Linked DNA regions of Homo sapiens: all the other regions are linked to region 3. A link is a contact called in ENCODE Hi-C data. All regions are on one chromosome and are shown on one strand. The core of a region is the stretch at or near the end of the contact, and the rest is flanking DNA. Distances in the headings are between cores, read along the strand shown.

Evidence for each region. Hi-C counts contacts between places; a loop is a spot of excess contacts on that map. Pooled maps may share reads with other maps.
Region 1: a loop to region 3 is called in a pooled map, with 11 times the contacts of the local background. The contact joins the promoter of INO80D here to the promoter of RPE in region 3. A Hi-C loop is called at or near these places in 8 of 50 pooled maps.
Region 2: a pooled map shows a loop between it and region 3 (4-fold over the local background). The contact joins the promoter of ZDBF2 here to the promoter of RPE in region 3. A Hi-C loop is called at or near these places in 4 of 50 pooled maps.

The regions. Positions count from the first base shown.
Region 1 is chr2:206,084,440-206,087,548 of GRCh38, reverse strand. It overlaps INO80D (INO80 complex subunit D), which reads left to right and starts at 1,375. Exons shown (of 11, transcript NM_017759.5): 1 at 1,375-1,648. It overlaps INO80D-AS1 (INO80D antisense RNA 1), which reads right to left and starts at 2,894. Exons shown (of 2, transcript NR_186084.1): 1 at 2,801-2,894; 2 at 45-1,592. RefSeq lists enhancers at 1,119-1,228, 1,239-1,288, 793-1,612, 1,339-1,628 and silencers at 1,679-1,888, 1,969-2,138, 2,159-2,358, 2,399-2,448, 2,350-2,644.
Region 2 is chr2:206,273,391-206,276,274 of GRCh38, reverse strand. It overlaps ZDBF2 (zinc finger DBF-type containing 2), which reads right to left and starts at 1,612. Exons shown (of 5, transcript NM_020923.3): 1 at 1,329-1,612. RefSeq lists an enhancer at 755-1,254 and silencers at 918-1,377, 1,658-1,717.
Region 3 is chr2:210,001,237-210,004,229 of GRCh38, reverse strand. RPE (ribulose-5-phosphate-3-epimerase) reads right to left here and starts at 1,592. Exons shown (of 6, transcript NM_199229.3): 1 at 1,447-1,592. The coding sequence starts at 1,568. RefSeq lists enhancers at 1,324-1,493, 1,534-1,583.

The DNA of each region.
Region 1 (3,109 bases), core at 126-2,625, 3.9 Mb after region 3:
AGGGCACTAATATAACAAATTCATTCCTGCCAGGTTAGTCAACATGTGTTAGAAAAATAACTTTTAATACAAGATTTAAATCATCATCCCCAGTAGAACATACAAAGATAGTCGGTTCTTTTTCTATTATTTTTCTCTTTCTTCACAAAAATAGAAAAATGTCTCTGCAATTTATCCTCCAATAAGCGTTCTATTGGAATCGATGTAAATGGGTACCCTTTGTCCCTCTCACCTCTGTGCTAACAGCATTGTTTAACTCTGATCCCATTTATCTAGTAAGCTTTGCTCATTTAAAAAAGTAAATTCATGACATCCACTGCAATATACAAAAAGTCTATCATACAGGCTGGCAGCACATTGGAAGTTCTGAACTAACATAACTAACAAAAATAGCCACATTTCTCAATTCTGTGACACAAAAAGCAGATAGCAACATGTGTAATGCACCAAAGATCTAGCTAGAGTTTAAAGAATCTAAATAAATAAAAAAATTAAATGCCCGGATATAATTCTTAATAAGCTATTTTACCTCAAGAAAAATCTAAGGCTGTCTTTAAAATCTCTTTCCAGTTTTACTGTATCCTTTCTGTATGGGCAGCATAACAGAATTTCCAGAAACAGGGGCCGTTTTTAAATCCCCAGTGATAGCTGCCTTTATCTGCACTGTGGAAAATGACACACTGTATCATGCCTTTCTGGACAGTCCATAGGTTTTATTTACATTGCTTTGAGAAACAGACGAAAGACATGTTTTTTTACAATTGTCTTACAGCAATCTGTTCTGAGAGTAACATGTAACACAAATTTTTATATGCAATATATGAAAACATAAATATTTATATATACAATAACATAACCAGACAAATAAATGAAGTTACTATTAAGTCTCTTTAAGTATAAATTTACAAACTGACCACCAGCCACAGAACTTAGCCCTGTAATGGAGAAAAATTATTACTGGCTTAAAAAAATATTAAAATATCACTGTCACTAACATGAAAAAAATTAAAAACAGAAAATAAAAAACAATAACCACCGGAAAACCTGTGTCTTGTAAAGATTTCTTTCCATCAGAAGATGCAGAAACATTTTTCCCCCTGGAGCAAATGAAAACGTTTCTCATGCACCCCCCGTTTCTTCCCTGCTTTCTCCCCCAGGCGCGGGTGTAGACGGCCGGTGTGGACTTTTTTCCAGAGATGAGAAGTAAAAATTTGTACTTTATCGGGAGCGGGTGCACTTTTCCCCCTGGCCCCCCTTTGCTCTGCCTCCAAGATGGTAGGAAAGTTGTCGTTTCGGAGGGCAGAGGAGCAGCTCTCTGGTGTTATGTCCTCGCAGTGCCTGTAGTGGTGCTGTAGGAGGCTGCTGCCTCTTCTTGTACAGCCCCGGCAGCCCTGCCTTCTTGGCTGGAGAGTATATTCAGGGATTTCCCCTTAATAATCACCGACCCTGGGAGCACTTTTTAGTTTCCAAAATAAAAATATGATCCTCACCCCTCTTGCTTGACAGGGAAAGGCTCTCGCCGGAGCCCAGGGGGGAGCAGTAGCAGCGGCAGCCGAGCTTCCTAGTCCATTGCCAGCGCCTCTCACTCTGATCTGTCAGCCCAGCCGAGGGAACAGGGGGGAAGGAGAAAAAAAAAAGCAGCTGAAAGGTAAGCAGAGGCGGCCCCAGGCCCGGCCCACATCCCCGGGCTCCCGTAGGGCGGCGGGCTGGGCCGCGCAGGCTGGGCGGGCGGCGAGCGCGCTTACGTGAGGCCGGGGATTCGCCGGCCCACGCCAGGCCCCGGGCGGAGAATGAAAGGGTGAGTGGGGCCGGCGCCCGGGTGGTGGAGGCCGGGGGCCTGAGGGCCTCCGGGGCGCCCGCGGGCGGCGACGGCGGGCGGGCAGGGGTCCAGCCGGAGCCGGAGTGGGGCGAGCGGAGCGGCCTGCGCGGGCCAGGTGGGGGTGTGCGGCGGGAGGGGGGGGCGCCGGTAGGCCTCGGGCCGGTAGGCCCCACGGCAGCCGCGCCCTGCCCCCGCACCCCGGGCCTCCGCGCGCCCCCTCGAGTCCCCCGGGGTCTCCGGGTGGGACGGCGGCGCTGCTGGGCCGAATCCCGCGCCGGCCCGGAGGCTTTCCCGCGGGGCGGCAGGCCCGGGCTGCCGGGACAGGGGCGTCAGGGCCTAGGAGTGGGGAGTGGGGAATGGGCGCCCGGCTCCCCTTCCCCCGGGTCTCTCGCAGACGGCCCCCAGATTCCGGTAAGAGTTGAATTTATTTATCCCCCTCCTCCGCGCTCCGGACGGCCAGGCCGGGGCGGGGCGGGGCGGGCGGCCTGGCGGGCGTGGGGTCGGGTGGAGGGGCGGTGAGGAGTCAGGTGCAGCCGCGGCCCAGAAAGTTTCCTTTTAGGCCCGAACTGGGGGCCGCTGTCTCTCCGGGGAGCCCTGGTCCTAGCGCCCGGGACCCCCCAGGGCGTGGGGGAGCGCACTCGGCTATTTTGAAACTCTTTGCCAGTTCCTGTCCATTGAAGAAGGTACTCCGCCCCTGCACCCCTCGCCCGCGCCCCACCCAACTCCCCGCGAGCCCATTCGGGGCTGCTAACTCCAGCCCCTTCCCCCTAGAGCCCCCCAGGTTGGGGAGAGGGCCTTCTCTTCCGGTTTGGAAAAGTTTGCAAGGGGCTTTTCTTAGCTTTATTAGTTAGTGACTGGGTTTTTGGGGTGGGAAGGAGGAGGTAAACTCAGGTGGTGTTTCTGCCGGACAATCTTTCCCTATTGCCTTTTTTAGCCCTTACCCCACCAACTGGGGGTGTTATTTTCAGCTTGAGTACCCACCCCCTTTCATCCCGATTCCTTTGGGTCCAAAATCCCCCTTCTGGACAGCTCCGGCGGAGAGGAAGATGTAGGGAGCAGCGAGGAGACTGTCAGTGAGAGGGGCAGGATCAGGCAGGGTTTCTGGAGCAGTCCCCAGATGTAGGAGTTTCCCCTCCTTTTTGGTCACTGTCCGGTAAAACCAACACCGGAACAGATCCCAAGGGGGAGACGTGGTTGTCAGATGGCTTGGAAGCCTCCGGGATTGGGAGGAGGGAGAGGAAGTGGGCAGGGCAGCTCCCGAAACAAGGTCTACAGTTTAAGGATCAGTAG
Region 2 (2,884 bases), core at 363-2,862, 3.7 Mb after region 3:
CAGTCTGATATTTTCTATGCGATCTTACTTTTTTTAATGCTAGTCACGACCCACTAAATTTCACAATGCACACGCGCACAGTTAAAATATTTTTCACAAAACAATACTCTCATTACATATAATGCATTCTGATTTTTTTATGCGATCTTATTTTTTTTTAAATGCTAGTCATGACTAAATTAATTTCACCATTCACGAACCGGCTGAAAAAACTCAGTTTGAAAAAACACTGCCTCCAATTATTATGCAGAGTAAACCATATTTTATAGAAACCAGTTCTTACCCTGAATTCAGCTTATTTCTATCCAAATCACTGGCCACTGCAGTGATACTTTATCAACTCTCTAACGAGTTGCTTTCTTGCCTTCTAGGCTTTAGGTTCAAACGATAGAGAAAAGGTCTTCCACGTATTAAGTGAAAAAAGCAAATAAACACCCCTTATGTAACACACGTATATATGTTTGTGTATTAATTAAAAAGGAAGGAAAGATACCCCCCAAATTGTTAGCAGATTCTCTCGAGGATGAGATCGCTACAGGCTGCCTCCATCGTCCCTCCCCCTCCCCACACGTAGCATATTGCTGTAAAAAAGAAAAACAAAAACAAGCTATTTCCTTTAGGTGGGGGTGGGGTTTTGGTCCCTTGAGAACCAGTATCTTGTTATGCATTTTTTTCACGAGCTACCAAGAATCATCGCGTGAGATAATCGCAGGAGCTGGTAAGGCCCTTCTTAGGAGCAAGTAAAAACGATGGCGTAACACGACCACATTTACACAACTGTTGCACGGCGGTAGTAAAAGAATCATTAACACAAAAATCAAACGTTTTCAAATAAACTATAATCGCCCGAGGCTGGGAAAGGCCTAGGTCTGGGGCCAGCTGGACCCAACGCAGGGCACTGGGGGAAGGGGGTGTGTGGACAGGTGGCTCGGGATCTCGGCCCCACAGGTGCCCAGGGGCAAGACTCCGCGGGTTCCCGGCCCTCAATCCGACCCCGCAGACCGCCCCCTCCCCAAGCCCGGACCCGAGGCCTCGTCCGCCGGCCCCTCTGACCCAGGGCCCCGGACAGAAGCGCAATGCAGCCTGCGCCCCACCTCCTTCCCTCGCCCCGCCACCTCGATCCCGGCCCGGAGCCGCCGACACCTCTCACGCAGCAGGGGCAGAAAGGGACGCGGGGTGGGGGGAAGCCGAGGACCTGCGAGGCGGCCGCGGGAGCCCAGCGAGCGGTCCTGGCGTCCCTCGGGAAGAAGGCGCCCCGGGCGCCCGGCGAGCAGGCCCCGCCCGCGGGCGTCGCCCCGGCCGCGCCCCGCCCCCGCCGCGGCACTCACCTCCGCGGAGGCTGCCCGGATTCCTTCCGGGCCGCGGTGGAGACCGAGGACCGAGCCGGGCGCTCTCCCTTCTTATTCCGGTTCCGCGGCGGCGCCCGAATCCCAGACCGTCCGAGCGCCACGGCCCCGCTGCCCGCGGAGCCAGAAATAGGCGACTTCGGCCCCTGCGGTCCGGAGGCGAGAAGCGGCGCGGGAGCGCGTCTCTCAGGACGCGGGCCCCGAGTCGCGACTCCACTCACGCAGGCATCCAAGGCAACGTGGCGTTGCAACCCTGATGGAGGTTTGACGTCAGGGAAGGTGCGAAAACCAGACCCCTTCTGACGCAGGAGCGGCGGGACCGCCCCCTGCCCGCCCACCCACTCACTCACTCTCCCACCCGGGCGGAGGAGCCCCTTCCTCCCCTCCAGAAGCTCTTAAAGCGGACACTTCCTCCCTGGTCAGGGCCCCACTCCGGAGCTTGGGAAATCTATCGCGTTCCAACAAAAATGACTAGACTCATAAGCACAGTTGGGACGCGAAGTAGAGACCAAGGTTTTAGCGTTTGAGGGTCCAAATAAAAACTGCTTGCCAATTCAAAGCAACGTATGAATGTAGAAAAGAAAACGGGGCTAAGAGAGCTAGTCGTTTCCGTTTCCATGCCTATTTCATAGTGAGGTGCATCTCACAAAAGCTGCTGTTCAATGAGCGCTTGCTCTGTGCTAGGCACCGTTTAAGGTTTCTATACATTATTGCATTTCATTTCAGAGTAACTCTGAATGAATCCTATTATTGTCCCCCTTTGACAAATTGAGAAAACTGAGGCTTAAGGAAGTTAGGTATTCAAAGATCTATCCTGCACATTAAAGGGTTACAAATATTAACAAACAACATTAGGTCATGCAATTATATTCACTGCGCTACCCCATTACGAATATAGTTGTGAGCAAAAACAGTTTAAGTGTAACGGAGATCACAAACCTAAATGAATCACACTACTGAATATGAAATTATAATCTGCGATAAGAAGGTTCTGAAACACCTAAACCAATTTTACTAAAATGGAGAGAGGCCCTGTTGCAAAGCTTATGTCTAATGTAAAAATAATCTTAAAATGAGCTACTTTGCTCTTTGGCTGTAGCTGTAATTGTCGTTACCCTTTTTAGTAAGCTTGTGATTTTGTCCCTTTAAAGAACAACAACAAAAAAACTTGCCTATTGCTTTTGCGTCCATTGTTTTTATTCTTTCTGTATTTCTCAGCTCCTTCTTCCCCCACTACATCTTTCTCTCACTTTAAAGTTGGGCTCCTGCAACTGTTCGATTTATAACCTCCCTTAGATTTAACATACCAAAAAGTACGGATTTCTTTTAAGGCAAGTTTTTTCCACATCCCAACTTTGGAATTATAGAAAATCCACTATACATTGATCGAAGCACCATGACATTATGTATTTCACAGATGCTAAGCCATGTTTTTCCCCACATTTTAACATCTGTGAAATCAAGATGCATCTTATAAACTCTCGTTGACCGGGTGGCAGTACAGACCTGGTTGTCATTACCTCCACGTATTACAACGT
Region 3 (2,993 bases), core at 343-2,842:
CATAGTTTAATTAAAACCAAATTGCTCAAATAGACTCACAAATATACACATAGCTGTTCCATCCTGTGACCCTCTAGGTATTTTCTCAGGCACAAAAATGTAGCTACTTACCTTTGAGGTAGACACTCAGGGTATTATTACCTGTGACAGTTTAGGGCTTTCAAGCAAAGATGTCAAAAATAAAGTATATAAGTATAATTACATATAATGGCCAATTAAAAGCCAACCTTTGTGAGAGGTAATATTTACTAAACTTTTTACACATTTGGCCTATTATTTTTAGTACTCTATGGTCAAAGTTTTGTCATTATCAGTTGGGTGGACTCCTAAGGTAACTGGGTAAAATGCCAAAGAGAAACAATACATTTAACCACATAGAGCAATGGAAGATAAAACTCTTCAAAGCCAGATTAACATTAAAAAGAAAAGGAAATCATCACCTTTAGAAAATAACACCAATTTGCAAACTGAATGAGGGAACACAGGGTTTTTACCTATTTAAAATAAATTTATTTTTCCATCCCCACTCAAGATAATGGTATTTATGATTTTTATAGTCAGTTAACAGTGGGGCTCAGAGAACTACTTGGCAAACCTAGGAAGAGCCAAGTTGCAAGTCTGTCACAATCTTCTGTAATCTTGAGGGAGTCTTACTGCTTTCTCTGGGGTTGTTTCCTCATTCTGTAACCAACTTCAGAAACTAATATCCTGACTCCAAACAATATTATGTGCTGTAACTACGGTGCTTAAAAATTACTTACAAAAAACTGACCTCCCTGAAGAGCAGGGTGCCTGAAGAGAAAATAGACAGGAAAATCAGAATTGTAATAATGATGTAATTAACAATTATAGAGAACTTAATATACGCCAGGCACTGTAAACTTCTCATGTACTCGCTCATTTCATCTTCCAAGATGCCTAAGCGGTAGGTTCTGTTAGTAGTTCCATTTTTCAAATTATGAAACTGAAGCTCAATGAGGTTAGTGGCTTGTCCAAGGTAACCCAGCAAGTGGCAGAACTCGGGAACCTAACCGCAGGTGCCAACTTAAATCGTTAGAGAAGTCTGTTTCCCCAGCTTTGCCACTAACTAGCTATATGAGCTTGGGCAAGTCATGCTTCTCCCCTTGGGCCTCAGTTTCTCTAGCTGAAAGTGAAGAAATGTCCTAAAGATTTAGGTCGCTTCCGGGTCCTAAGTGATGGAAGACCACACGTTACGTGGGGGGAGGGGAGGAACTGAGGTTTGGGACCCGGCCGCAACCCAGGATACCGCGTCGGTTCTGCTCCTGCTAGAGCCTCCAGGGCTCCTACCCCACACCCCTTCTAGCATCGCGTTCAGAGTGAGGCGCTCGGTGGTACAGGGACGCGGTACATCCAACAAGCAGTCAATAAAGGTGCACTGATCCGCCCCGCCGCGCGGCAAGCCCGACCGGAGCCCGGAGGAGTTACCCGTCCATTACGTCCAGGTGCAGATAATCGGCCCCAGAGTCTAGCATCCGGAGGCACTCGGCCCCTAAATTGGCCAGGTCGCTGTTGAGGATGGACGGGCCAATCTTGCAGCCCGACGCCATACCGCTGGCTCCCAAAAGCAAGTTACCCACGAGTCCCCGGCAAGGCTAGAGCGTCACCCCGATTGGGCGCGCAGTTTTGGCCCCGCCCCTTCTCCGTACAGGCTTCCGGATTCTACCGGAAGCAGCCACTCTGCGGTGAGGAAGTCCCGCCTCCTCCTGGGGTGGGGCGCTGTCAGCCGTCCGCCTGGGGCGGGGCGGGGCACACGGGCCTCGTACACCTGATTTTGACCTTCCTTCTTGTGCTGTTTGGATCTTAACGTCCTCGCAGTACTCAAGGCGTTTCTTAACCTTTTTTCACTTTGCTTCTCCTGCAGTTCCCTCTCCTCGGCTCTTGACTTAACATCACTTTTTGTTTCTCCACCCTTTGCATATGCCTTTCTTTCCTCTCCAGCGCCTATGCTGGCCCTTTAAAACAACAATTAAAAACCTTTCTTCCTCGTATTTCTCCTAGAGCTCTTCTTTTGAGCTGGAGGAACCCTGGCTCTGCCAGATACTAGCTGGGTGACCTGGCAAATCACTTCTTAACTTCGGTTTTCTCATCTGTAAAGACAGTGCCCAGCTTTAGGGTTGTATTAAATGAGTGAAGCCAGGTAATGCGCCCAGCAGGATGCCTGGTGCTCAGTACAAAATGGTAGTTATTATTATATTACCCTCTTTTTCTGCCTTTGCAGTTCCTCCTTACCTTTTTTGTTTTTCCCTCTGTTGAGGCTCAGAAAATGATAGCCCAAAGTGAAGGCCTCAGACGCAACAGTGTTTCTCTGACTTCCTGCCCTGCTCTCTTCTCAGTCTCATTCTAGGAGGCAGGTCATAGAAACTGGAGCCCATCTTCCCTAAGAAGAGTCATTGAAACCGGAACCCCCTTTCCCTGAAGCCAGACACAAAACCCAAAAGCATTACTCTAACTTTCCTCCACCTTTCTGTGTAAAAACTGGCCATAAATTATTTGACCCATCTCAACTGTAGGTTATAAAACTCCTCTTCTAGAGAAGGTTCTATCCCATATCCAGGAGGAGGGAATGCTGCACAGAGAGGCCAGGAATCTAAACTAGACTGGCCAAGGCCAGGTCAGTCTATTAGCATTAGATCGCCTATTTTGTCCAATCGTATTTCTACATGGCTGTCTATACTTTGTTGAACCTAAGTATAAAAATGGGTAATCACCCCTGTACCTTTGGGTCTTCATTCTGAAGGCTCCTGTGTCAGGTAAAACTATAATCAAATAAGTTTTTATGCCTTTTCTCCTGTTAATCTTCTTTCTGTCAGTGATTTTCAGCAAACCTTTGGAGGGTGAAGGGAAAGTTTTCCCTTGGCCCCTACACCTCTCCAATGCTCATTCACAAATTGTGATAGGTTTGTGTGCTGTTCACACACAGTTCAGAAATGGATGAGTATCCTGATGCTAAATGTGCCTAGGGTCAGGAAAAG